Regions from separate parts of the Homo sapiens genome. Here region 1 is linked to region 2. The links are chromatin contacts, found by Hi-C or POLR2A ChIA-PET in ENCODE. All regions are on one chromosome and are shown on one strand. The core of a region is the stretch at or near the end of the contact, and the rest is flanking DNA. Distances in the headings are between cores, read along the strand shown. Region 1 overlaps ADCY5 (adenylate cyclase 5). Region 2 overlaps ADCY5 (adenylate cyclase 5).

The links. Hi-C counts contacts between places; a loop is a spot of excess contacts on that map. ChIA-PET counts read pairs that join two places held with the same protein, here RNA polymerase II (POLR2A). Pooled maps may share reads with other maps.
Region 1: a map of sigmoid colon shows a loop between it and region 2 (2.0-fold over the local background). The contact joins two enhancer-like sites. A Hi-C loop is called at or near these places in 4 of 168 maps with a recorded cell type or tissue (Right ventricle myocardium inferior, ascending aorta, heart right ventricle and 1 more) and 6 of 50 pooled maps. POLR2A ChIA-PET finds 5 or more read pairs at or near these places in 6 of 52 experiments (A673, AG04450, BJ and 3 more).

Annotation. Positions count from the first base shown.
Region 1 is chr3:123,405,317-123,411,201 of GRCh38, forward strand. The region is part of intron 1 of ADCY5 (adenylate cyclase 5); the gene reads right to left. Among named protein-coding and RNA genes, the nearest start is that of ADCY5, 41 kb to the right of the region's middle. Within about 2 kb of position 4,580, at least 4 of the 41 ENCODE cell types and tissues checked have a DNase peak (open chromatin) inside an H3K27ac peak, as active enhancers do.
Region 2 is chr3:123,371,022-123,377,476 of GRCh38, forward strand. The region is part of intron 1 of ADCY5 (adenylate cyclase 5); the gene reads right to left. Among named protein-coding and RNA genes, the nearest start is that of ADCY5, 75 kb to the right of the region's middle. Within about 2 kb of position 2,095, at least 7 of the 41 ENCODE cell types and tissues checked have a DNase peak (open chromatin) inside an H3K27ac peak, as active enhancers do.

The sequences.
Region 1 (5,885 bases), core at 3,330-5,829, 37 kb after region 2:
AGTCTAGAGCACAGGATGGAGAAGCACGGACAAGGCATGTCAGGCTGCAGGGTTTCCACGTCAGAATTCTTCCCTTGTGTGGAATGCAAATGCTTCCAGACCCAGAACACCGGCACAGAGAGGACTGAACACCAACTTGGTTCTCTCCTTTAGGACCTGAGAGATCTGTGAGAGGTGAGGAGGGAGCAGGACAGGAGGGGAGAGGTGCCTCCTGCCAGGCCTGAGCAGGGCCATACCAAATGCAAGGCCCGTGGCCTTCCCCACTAGACCATCATGCCATTTTATTTTATTTATTTTATTTTATTTTACTCCATTTTATTTTATTTTATTTATTTTGAGTCAGAGGCTCGCTTTGTCGTCCAGGCCAGAGTGCGGTGGCGCCATCTTGGCTCACTGCAACCTCCACCTCCCAGGTTCAAGCAATTCTTGTGTCTCAGCCTCCCAAGTAGCTGGGACTACAGGCACCTGCCACCAGGCCGGGCTGGTTTTTGTATCTTTAGTAGAGATGGGGTTTCACGATGTTGGCCAGGCTGGTCTAAAACTACTGGCCTCAAGCGATCTGCCTGCCTTGGCCTCCCAAAGTGCTGGGATTACAGGTGTGAGCCACCACACCCAGCACTTTTTATTTTTCATCTCTGATACTTTGAAATCTGGGGTCTCGCTGACCCTGGAGGGACCGACTGCTCTTCCCAGGCCTAGCCAATTCCTAGAGACAGTAAATGACTTGCTTGTGAGTGCACCTTTCATATGCAAACCAACCAATCCAGAGGCCATACTCCCAACCACCTTCTTTATTGGGTTCTTATACTCAAGGCCATTACTTTCCTACCCTAATCACCCCAGGGTCAGGTACTGAACAACCAGAGACAGCCTCTAGGCTCCAGGGCCTGCTGTAGTTATTCAAACTGCCAATCCTAAACCTGCTGACCCCGCCTCTCTGTTCCTTCCCTGGAAACCACAATAAAGGCTCTTGCCCACATTTCTCCCTGGCTCCCTCTGCCTCCTGACTGACCCTGGCATTTCCCCGTGTGGCCCCCGCATGGCATGGCATGGCATGTGCCCTCCTCTTGGGAGCCATGAGTAACAAACTATCTTTTCCACGGTGGTTGTCTCCCGATCTGTTGGCCACACCATACCTGAACAATAATAAAACCTACGGTTTAAAATACCCACATGCAGGGCTCCCCAGGCAGTCACAGAGATTATTGTCTGGTGCCCCTGATCAGCAAAGCGGCGTTTTCATTTCAGTTGGAGAGAGTGAAGAGGAGAGGAAAGGGATTTTTTTCTTTCCTCCTGAAATTGGGCTCTTGGGACTCAAGGTTATTCCCTTTCCATTTCTCCCATGGTCACTCAAAATGGCACAAATAATGGCTTAATGAGCACTGGCTCTGTTGTAATGATGGGAGGGACAAGGACGCTTGGCCGACCGGGGTTGAGCAAGTCTGCACTCCCATGACTCCACCCAGCTGGACTCCTAATAAGGCCCTCTCAACAGTGCCTGGGCCCTCTCCACTTGAGCTGGCTCTCCTCCAGAACACGCCACTGCCTTCCTTGGCCAGGCTGCCACTAGCACACCCACCCTGCAGGCCAAGCCGCCGCCACTGCTCCTGCTCCTATGGGAATCCAGGACCTTTTCCATCTGGGCACCAGGTCACTCCTTGGTTTTGGACCAAAATGCCTCGCTTTGAAACCGTCCACACCCAGACCTGCAGACATCTTTGGAGTTCAGCCACCACATTTCCCTGAACTGGCTGCTCCTCTATTCTAGGAACGTGATACCCCCTCAGCTGCCCCTCCTGGCCAAGCTTTATCCTCCCACTCTGACCTCTGGGTCCCTCAAGGCCACATACCCAGCCCCAGCTCTAACCATCAACTCTCCCTTCTCCAGACACCCTACTGCTCTCAGCCTCCCCACAGGCCATGCCATCGCCATCAGTGCACACCCCTCTCCTGAGATGCCCTCTCTTCTTAAACATGCATCACACTTCAGCAACCAGCAGTAGCACTTGGATTTCTCTGGTCATCAAAAAGAATGGGATCAGATAAATGAAATGTGCTCTAGCTATAAAATGGAATATTATTCATCCATAAAACACGAATAAAGTACTGATTCATACTACAATGTGGATGAACCTGAAAAATATTTTGCAAATGCCAGGTATAGTGGCTCATCCCTATCATCTCAGCACTTTGGGAGGCCAAAGCAGGAGGTATCGCTTGAGCTCAGAAGGTTAAGACCAGCCTGGGCAACATAGTGAGACCCTATCTCTACTAAAAAAAAAAAAAAAAAAAAAATTAGCTGGGCACGGTGGTATGCACCTGCAGTCTCAGCTACTAGGGAGTCTGAGGTTGGAGGATTGCTTAAGCCAGGGAGATAAAGGCTACTGTGAGCTATTATATGATCATTCCACTGCACTGCAGCCTGGGCAACAGAGTGAGACCCTGTCTCAAAAAAAAAAAAAGTTGCAAAGTGAAAGAAGTCAGACACAAAAAGATACATATTGTTATGATTCCACTTATAGGACATATCCAGAATAGGTAAATCCATACAGACATTAAGCAGACTAGTGGTTGCCAGGGGCTGAGGGGAGGAGGAAATTCGGAGTGACTACTAATGGGTATTGGGTTTTCTTTGGGGCTGACAAAAATGTTTGGGATAGACAGAGGTGGAAAATTGAATTTCATCTCAATTTTTTAAAGCGTGGTTTTTTAGAAAACGCATCAATTATGTACAGAATTATGTACAGTGGCCACATAAAAAGAAATATCAGAGGTGGTCTCAGAGAATACAAAGAGCCCTGGACCTACGGTGAAAAATCTAGACACCAGTTCCATGTTTGATGCCTGGGACACATTAAGCAAATCATGGAACATCACTTCCAAGGGATGCTCTACCGCATGAACATGGTCGTAACACGTATTTTCAGTGTCGTTATGAGAATCGAGTGAGATAATGTAGGAACAGCACACAAAAGACATTCATTTGTACACTCAGCAAGAAAATTAGCATACAAATGTTACGTTTTTTGTTTTTTTTTTTTTTTTTAAAGGCAGACGTTGGCCGGGCACGGTGGCTCACGCCTGTAATCCAAGCACTTTGGGAGGCCGAGGTGGGCGGATCACGAGGTCAGGAGTTCGAGACCAGCCAGCCCAATATGGTGAAACCCCATCTCTACTAAAAATACAAAAATTAGCTGGGCACAGTGGCATGCGCCTGTAGTCCCAGCTACTCGACAGGCTGAGGCGGAAGAATCACTTGAACCCAGGAGGCGCAGGTTGCAGTGAGCCGAGATGGCGCCACTGCACTCCAGCCTGGGCGACAGAGCAAGATTGCATCTAAAAAAAAAAAAAAGCAGACACAAAGTTCTAGCTGTACTCGGCCGGGCATGGTGGCTCACTCCTGTAATCTCAGCACTTTGGGAGGCCGAGTGGGTGGATCACCTGAGGGTAGGAATTCAAGATCAGCCTGGCCAACATGGTGAAACCCCATCTCTACCAAAAATACAAAAATTAGCCAGGTGTGGTGGCAGGTGGCTGTAATCCAGCTACTAGGGAGGCTGAGACAGGAGAATCGTTTGAACCCAGGAGGCAGAGGTTGCAGTGAGCCGAGGTCCTGCCACTGCACTCCAGCCTGGGCAACAGAGTGAGACTCTAACTCAAAAAATAAAATAAAATAAAAATAGCTATAACAAACCACATTTACTTACATAAAAATGTATCTCTGTAGATAAAGTATAGAAAAGATTTAGAGAGCTAGCTGGTGTTTTAAGCTTATGAAATATTTTCTATAAAATTATCTATACAGGCAGCCAGGCTCTTGATCTGGCTCTGCCTATAACCAGCCTGGAAAGTCTTTATAAAATCTGCTCCCCATCTGACCTTGGGTTTTTAGAAAAGTTTAACCCTTATAAGGGTCTGCTTTAACTATATCCACTCAACACCTAGTTCCTCTATGTGCTAGGGGCTGTGCTAGGTGCCATGGGGGCCCCCAGGGATTGGTAAGAGTGAGTCCCAATACTCCAGGTGTGTACAGTCGCAGGCCATGAAACCAGGTAGCATGTGGGGAAAAAGGACAGACGGCCCAGCACATGCTAGTTCTCAGGGTGGCCACTGGAGAAGGTATCCTTGGAGTCAGGGTCTAAAGGTGGGATGCAGCTTTCACAGGTGGAAAGGATGTGTTCCTGCTAATAGTCCTGTCCAAGCAGCACAGATAGGTAAGGGAAGCACCACCAAAAATCCTCAACTGATTATCTAGCACAGTGGTTCTCCAAGTGGGATATCCAGAGCAGGAGCAGCTGCAGCATCACCCAGGAAGCAGCTAGACATGCAAATTATTGGGCTCCACCTCTGACCTTGTGACTCAGAAACTCTGGGAGCCCAGCAAGCTCTCCAGGAGGTTAAGATGCCCACTCATGTTGAGATGCCCCTCTTGCACCTCACCTGCTTCCTTAACAGAGGCCGGGCAGAAGGTAGAAACTGCCCCAGAGACATTCCCTCACTCACCGGCCCCTCCCACCCTCCAAGCCCCAGTTGGATGAGCTGAGAAAGTTCCCTGTGGTTAGAGGAGCTAATCTATCACCTGGATATAAATTAACTTGCCCTCTCTCGTCACCAGCCCACTGACCTGGGAAAGGCAAACACGCAGCTGGCAGGGAAAGAGCAGTAATAAATCTCTTTTTCTACAGGTCCTCCCACACCCACTTCCCCAACTGAGACCTGTGTTCCCTGAGGCAGTGTGGCCCCATAGCCCTGAGGTCCCTCTGCTCTCCCACATGAGCAGGTGCTGGATCCGGTCAACCCAGTGAGAGGCCCCCATCTGCCCTCAGGGCCTCCACCAGAACTAGGAGAATGAGAAAGGGAGGGAAGGATGGGGGCTGGAACACAGCTCATCACCCTTAAGGATGGCAGAGTGACTGGAAGCTTCCCTTGTAGAACTCCTCAGGAAACAGCCCACAAAGACTCCCTCCAGGGCAGCTCTGTCTTGGCAGAGTTCCATCCCCCTCCTCCTCCTCCCCCAACCCTTATCCCCCAATTCCTCCTCCTCCTCCTCAACACAGCAGCCTGGGGCCACCCCGTACCTCCCAGGCATAAGTAGGAATGGTAGAGCCATATCCCAAGGTGAACTGCCTGTTGGGGAAGGGCTAATCTCCTATTATTCCAACACCCTTGGCCACATCCTGCACTCTGTCTGCCTTTGGAATGACCAGGTGAAAACCAACATAACGTCCACCTTAGAAAGCTGCAGTAAGAATGAAATCTAACAGGACACATAAAGGACATAAAATAAAGGCTCAACAATGGCAGCTCTTAGATTAATCACCATCACATCCATTCTTTTTTTTTTGGAGGTAGAATCTCACTAGCTCTGTCGCCCAGGCTGGAGTGCAGTGGTGCAATCATAGCTTACTGCAGCCTCGAACTCCTGAGCTCAAGCGATCCTCCCACCTCAGCCTCTTGAGTAGCTAGGACTACAGGCATGTATCACCTTGCTGGGCTAACTTTTTCATTTTTTGTAGAGATGCAGTCTCACTATGTTGCCCAGGCTGCTCTCAATCTCCTGGCCTCAAGTGATCCTTCTGCCTGGGCCTCCCAAAGTGCTGGGATTACAGACGTGAGCCATCTCACCCCATCCTTATTCAAACTACTTAAATAGCTATCACCTACTGGATACGGCCTAAATTCCTTAGCACTAGCCATTCCAGCACCCACTTATCTCCAAAGCAGCAGCTATACCAAATCACTCAGGTTTGTCAAATATGCCCTCTACTACCAAGCCTAACCCGTTCCCTCCATGAGCCTCCTGTTTCAGTCTGCCAGAAAGCTCTTCTTCCTTGCCCTGTGCCTCCACCAACCTCTTCCATTGCAGTTTCCCTGGGCCTCCTGGA
Region 2 (6,455 bases), core at 845-3,344:
GAGCAGAGACAAAGCAGACAGAGGGGCTGATTCTCAAGACGGAAGGAAGCACAGTGGCCAGACTCTGCACGGTAACAAACAGCGGCCCAGAGGAAAGAAGGAGTGAGCTCTGCAGTATCTCAAGAAGACGAAGCATGCTGTGGGGAAAACGTGGGATCTGGTTAGGACCTGGTATCAAAGCTCCAAGTTCACATCCTTTTTCCCCTGTGTGGTGGTGACTGAGTAACTTAACCTTAGTAAACCTCAGAATCTTCTCCTACAAAATAGGGATGATACTATCTACTTCTCAAGGACTGTGTAAAGATTAAGATGATGGACTAAATAAGGTGATAATATAAAATGTCAGGAAAGCAATTATTCTTCCACTGCCTATCTAGGTTTAGTAAAAGCAAGAAACTGAGAGCTCCAACCAGTCGATCGCAGTCCCCTGAGGAGAGTGGAGAAGATAAGAACATCGGCAATTTGTCAACTGTCTTGAAGCACCAGGCACAGGCCTGGGTGCTTTACCAGAGTACTGTCTCCCAGGGGAAGTGGCACGCGGCCGGACCCAAGCCGGGTTCTGGTCCTGAGCCTCGGGGCATTGCACATGGCAGCCGGTATCTCTCAGCCAGGCCTGGAGGATGGGGCAAGAGCTGGGGATGAGGCTGCCACTTCTGCACCCATTGTGGGCAATGCCTCAGGGCACTCCCCATCAGCAGCGAAGGCCAGGCCAGGTGTGGGTAGCATGGGATCTGAAGCTCAGTTTCCTGCCTGATTGTCCCCCACCCCCACCCCTGCATATCTACACAGTGAAGGGCAGAAAAGCAAAAGGTGCCCCAGGGCCTCCCCTCAGGGATAGCTGGGCCCTGGGCTGCTCCTAAGCCAGATTTGGGGCAGGGGAGAGGGGAGTGAGGGGATTTGAAGAAGGTGGGCAGGCGAAGTCCCTGGGGTCTGCAGTGAGCACAGAGGAGGGCTTGGGGGCTTGGGGCCCTGCCCCACCTTCTGCTGGGCCATTATGCAGAACCTTTGCCTCTTAGCCCCTTGTTCATTCAGCTGGTGTTCCTCTGCACTTGCTGACACTGCACTTACTGCTGGACTTGTCCAGGAGCCCTGGTTGTCTCCTGAAAGGTGAGCCTCCATGCTGGCCCAACACTTCTCTCACCTCAATTTGCCCCATGTTCTCTGCTCGAGGGCCCTAAACATTGATGCTCGTAATCCTAGCTGCCAAAGGACAGGCATCCATCAACCCCCAGCCCCAGGGACCCCCTCACCTCTCTCCCAGGACTCAGAAGCAGCCCACACTGCTCTGACCCCCAACACATAAGCAGAGAATGACATTCCCCAGGATGCAGGAAGATCCAGGGAAACATCACAATGCCCAACTGGGCAGGCTATCAGCCCACGCATGGCACCCACATCCTGAGGGCACCCAGGCAAGGAGATAGGAGAGTGTCCCTTTTCCTCCCTATTTGGAGGAAGCAGCACCCCTTCCCAGAGGGAAAAAGCCCCGAGTCCTCAGAAAGGCAGACTGGAGTGGAATTTAAGCCCACGACACCAGATGCTATTCCTGGCCACATGCCTAAGATGACAGAGCAAGAGTACCTCAAGAGAAACACACATGCCTGCCTCCCACCCCTAAAACCACTGGGTGCCTGTGCCCCACACCAGCAACAAGGGCAGGTAAGCCCATCTGGGCAAGAGGCTGGCAACAGGATCATTCCTGAAAGTCAGCTGTCAGTCAAAGTCTGCACCAAGGAAGCTGCTATGAGAAGAAACCCTGGGTGTGTCCTTTGTACTCTGCTATCCTAAGCAAATGACCACTCCGTTAAAAAATCAGCATTGGCAAGTCTGAACGTGTGTCAACTGGTTTTTAAAATTTTTTAAAAGAAGGCCACAGCTACAGCAGAAAGTAGAGCCAACAAAGCCACCTTTGAACCCAGACAAGCTGAACCCTGACAAGCAGAGGAAAAGGCAGGGATACTGCGAGAGGTGGCAATGCAACACTCAACCACCTGTTCTCTCCTGCCCGGTTAAGGTTCTCATTCACTCTAGGAATTATCCACAGCAAACCATTCCTCCAAAGCCAGCTAGGCTGGGGCCAAGTCTCATGGAGCTGCCAGTACCTCCACAGCACCTAGCATGCAGCAGGTATTCAATAAATGTTCGAGTAGGAACAGGGGCACACAAATCAAGTAATGACTGGTGTGTCCCAATCACAGCCATTTCCAGGCAGCTGGTATGTACATGAGGAATACAGACTGATCTGACTTCAGCATGAGCCAAAAATAATGAAGAGAGGAAGTCTGCTATAAATCATCTAGCGCATTTAGAAGTCCTCTGTCGCTGGGCATTATCCATGCCATTGGCTTTCCTGCTTAATGCAGCAAACTGGATTGATACCAGAGGGATGGAGAACTCTTCTTGGAGTCTCCAAGTCTCAGCTGGGCTGCCCCAAGAGCCAAAACAGAACTGGAAGGATGAAGGCCACGGAAGGGACAGATTCTCACGCCCCCATCCATAGGGTCTCACAGAAACGACTCCTTGCCCTGAAGGACGCTGGGGAGTTAGGACAGAGGTCCTTGACAAAGGAGTGAGTCAGGTCCCTGTTGTGAGCACCCCAAGTGCTAGCACAAGTCACTTAAGCTAAATTGCTCTTGTCAAAACAAGCCCTCTGCCAGCACTCACGAGGCTGGGCCCGGCTTTCATCACCGACACTTGCTGAGCTGTGGAATTTAGCCAACAGGCCAGAAGCATCACGCCCCCCCCCCCCCGACCCCCCCGCAGGTAGCAGAGGATCAGGACTGGCGAAGCATAGGCTCTGGGCTGGAGCTTTACTCCCATTTCTACCACAGGGTGATTTGGCAACCTTGGGAAACATCTCTTTACCTTTTGGTTCCTATAAAATCAGGATAGGGCTTCCGCATATTCGATGGAGAAGTTTCTAGTGATCATATGGTCAACTCCCAAATCTCCATATTAAGGGAGGCAACAGTACATGGGCAGCACCATGGGACATAAGCACTCATGGTTAAGGTAGAAAACACAGGAGAAACCACACAAGTGGATGCTGAAGAATGACATGGCTAAGTTCAGATTGCAAATGCCTCTGTCGGCCAAAGAGGTCAAGACAGGCATCAGGGAGGGGGTAAGGTTTGGGCTGGGAGCTGAGTAGGGTTGGGGTGTGGAGGGGAAACTTTTGAATGAAAACAACAGTCCTCAAAAAATCACAGCACAGGTGGGGCAGTGAAGAGGCCACCATAGCAGGATCAGAGAGCGACAGATGATGAAGCTGCATCAGTCAAATGGCCCAGATGGTGAACCACTGTCTGCCAGGATGGGAAGCTTGGCTTGGTCCCACAAGCAATAAGGAGCCACTACAAGCTGGTAATGGGGGTTGTTTCATGATATTTAATAACAGCTACTGTCTACCAGATGCTTACAGTGTGCAGGTATAGCCTCATCTAATCCTCGGGACAACACTATGGGCTGGGTGTAATTAGAATTCTCATTTTACAGACAAAAAGAAAGTGAGGCACAGTGAAGTTAAGCAACTCGCTCCAGGCCACACAGCTAGGAAGTAGTGGCACTGGAACTTGAACCAGGGCCAACTGACTCTGAAACCCATGGTCTTAATCACTGTGCTACACTGGCTCCACCCCAGAAGGAAGAACTATTTGTCTTCTTTGGCAAAAGGGGGGCAGCAGCATCTGTCTGGAGGCTGGGTCTGCAGACTAGGAATGCTGCTGCACTCAAGAGACGGGGCTGGGGCTGGGAGGGAGGGATGAATCCAATAGATTCTATAAGGGAAGTACTGGCAAGATTTGGGACTGACCCACCCAAGCCTGGGGAAACTTGAATGTTTATGGAGACCTTGACAGAGACGGAAAGTTGAGAAGGACACCAATTATGGGGCACATGATGAGCTCACACTGAAGGGTTGAGAAGTGCCCATCAATGGGCACTCATATCTCTCCTTGAGAAGTTCCTCTTCTCCCTCTAACTTAGACTTCACCTGCAGCCCAGGTCTTCACAAATTACCCTCCAGAGGAATTAAGCCTCTCACCATCTGTCAGCCCCTTCACAGGCCCCATCCCCTGGTGACACCTCCACCCCTGCCCCCAGCCCTTTTTCAAGGGCAGCACATCTGTCCCGAGGAGAAAGGGCTGGGATCTGGTTAGTGTCGGCTCACTGCTGAGAAGTTCGACGTGGAGGACTCATTTATCTTCCAGTCTGTGTGTGTGAAAGTATGCATGAGTGTGTCAAGAACCTGCAGATATAAACAGCTCTGCCTCAGAGAAGGAAGCATACTCTCATTTTTCCTCAGTGGACGACAAACAGAGATAAACCAGACGCTAAGTTTTCTCAGGTCCTGTTGCCAGTAATCTCAGCCAAGGGGGCACTGGCAGGGCATGCTTCCTGAAGACTCTGGGACCCAGTGGTCCTCAAGGCATCACCCCAACAGCTCAGTGCACCCTGTTTTTGGGCTCAGCCACCAGTCTGGGGCAGGCCCCCCATTCCCAGTTCTCAGAGCAATCTGGAGAATGAGGGATATTTATAATCCAAGGTCAGCTGGCGCCATCTTGCTTCTTGGGAAAGAATGTCTTCAGCTAAGAGTCTGCCCCAAGAATGCTCGAGGGGTCAGAGGGACGAGAGGTCTCCAGCAGGCCAGTCATTCTAACAGCTTATTTCATCCTTCAGTGTTTCCTGAGGGCCAACTGTGCTGGGCACTCTGGCATGTGGGGGATGCTGGATAGGGCATTTGTGTAGCAAGTGGATAGCTGAAAGGCTGGGCAGAGTGACCACGAGGGCCTCATTTAGCCCTGGGTAGTGAATGCCTGTTCACCTGTCCATGTCAGTATGTCTGTCCTACTATTCTAGTGATTCTTAGGTACGCACTGTGAGGAAGGCAGCCCACAGTCCCAGAGCTGGGACTCCACGCGAGCCTTTGGAGCATGGCGGGAATCATGGTACTGATGGTGATGAGGAGTTTTAACCCAAAAGCTGTTGAGAGCATGTGTGCAGTAGCCCTGAAAGGCCTTAATCCGCCTGCTCACCAGGGCAAAGGCTGCCCGGGTGCAAGGGAGACTGGAGGTCTGCTGGGCAGTCCTGCCTGTTTCAGCGGGATTGTGACTAAGGCAGCCCTCAGTTTGGGGGCCCACAGAATTGAAGAGCAAGGAAATGCCAAGAGTGTAGCTGAGATGGCCACAGTTAAGCTAAGGGGCTACTGCACACATGCTCTCAACAGCTTTTGGGTTAAAACTCCTCATCACCATCGCTGCCATGATTCCTGCCACGCTCCAAAGGCCTGCGTGGAGTCCCAGCTCTGGGACGGTGGACTGTCTTCCTCACAGTGAGTGCCTAAGAATCACTAGGACAGCTAAGGGGTTCTTGGCCTTCGTGCATTTGTAAGAGAAATCAAAATTTCTTCAAGGAGGAGCATATGTTCTTTCTGCCTGAGGCCCAGGGTGGTCTCCAAGTCCAGACTGTATATTTTTGAGAAAAGTGTCATTAGAAGGAGGGGACACCTATTCCTAGAGGTCTCACCCCACTCAGGGCCTCAGGACACTGTCTGCTGAGTGGAAATCACCGCCAGCCAATGGGCCACCCTCCTACTATGTGTGTGCCCACAGAGGCCCAAAATAAATAACAATGAACGCCTCAACCTTAGTCCCAGGTGGCCCCAGAGCAGAGTGGCTGGCGTGAGTGAAGATGATGAACTGGCCAGAAGGAGGATGAGAATGGGGAACAAAAGTCTGGGCAGGCAGGAGGGGGAAACCAGGACGAGCCCTCAGCAAGACCAGGCAGGAAGATTACTTTTCACTGAAATAGTCCCAAAGCCTAATTTTAGACAATAGTTCCTTTCTCCACTAGCATTCTTCCAAGAACTAGGTTTTGTATTCAGTGAACTCCTGTCATCCCCTGGGGGAAGCTGCATCCTCTGGTGTTTGGAGTGCTTTTTCTCTGTGCTGAGCCAAACAATGAGGAGATGTGCCCCAGCAAGAAGAGGGAAGGCTCGGCTCCAGCCCTTCTAAAATTGCACGCGTGTTCTCCGCCACACACACACACCTGTCCACCTCCAGCTGACAAGCGCACAGCAGACAAGAGCTGGAGCTCCACACAGCAGCCACGATGATCTTCTCAAAACACACATCGGATCATGTAAACTGCACTTCCTCTCCCACTTCAAACTTTGATAGAACTTCCAAGTCTCTTGGAATAAAAGCTCCTTAATTCAGCTCTCCGGGCTCGAGTCATCTGGCTCCTTCTGCTCTCCAGTGTCATCTCACACCACTTCTTGTTATCACTGCCCCTGGCTCCAGTCCCTGCTCCATCCTAACAGGGCTTCTGCATGTGCCAGCCCCTCTCCCAAGAAAACCCCACCCCACCTTTCTTTGCCCAGTTACCTCCTACTCTTCCTGTGGACTCAGCCAATATTCAATTCCTCTGAAAAGCTTCTCTGACCTCTCAGAGTGGGT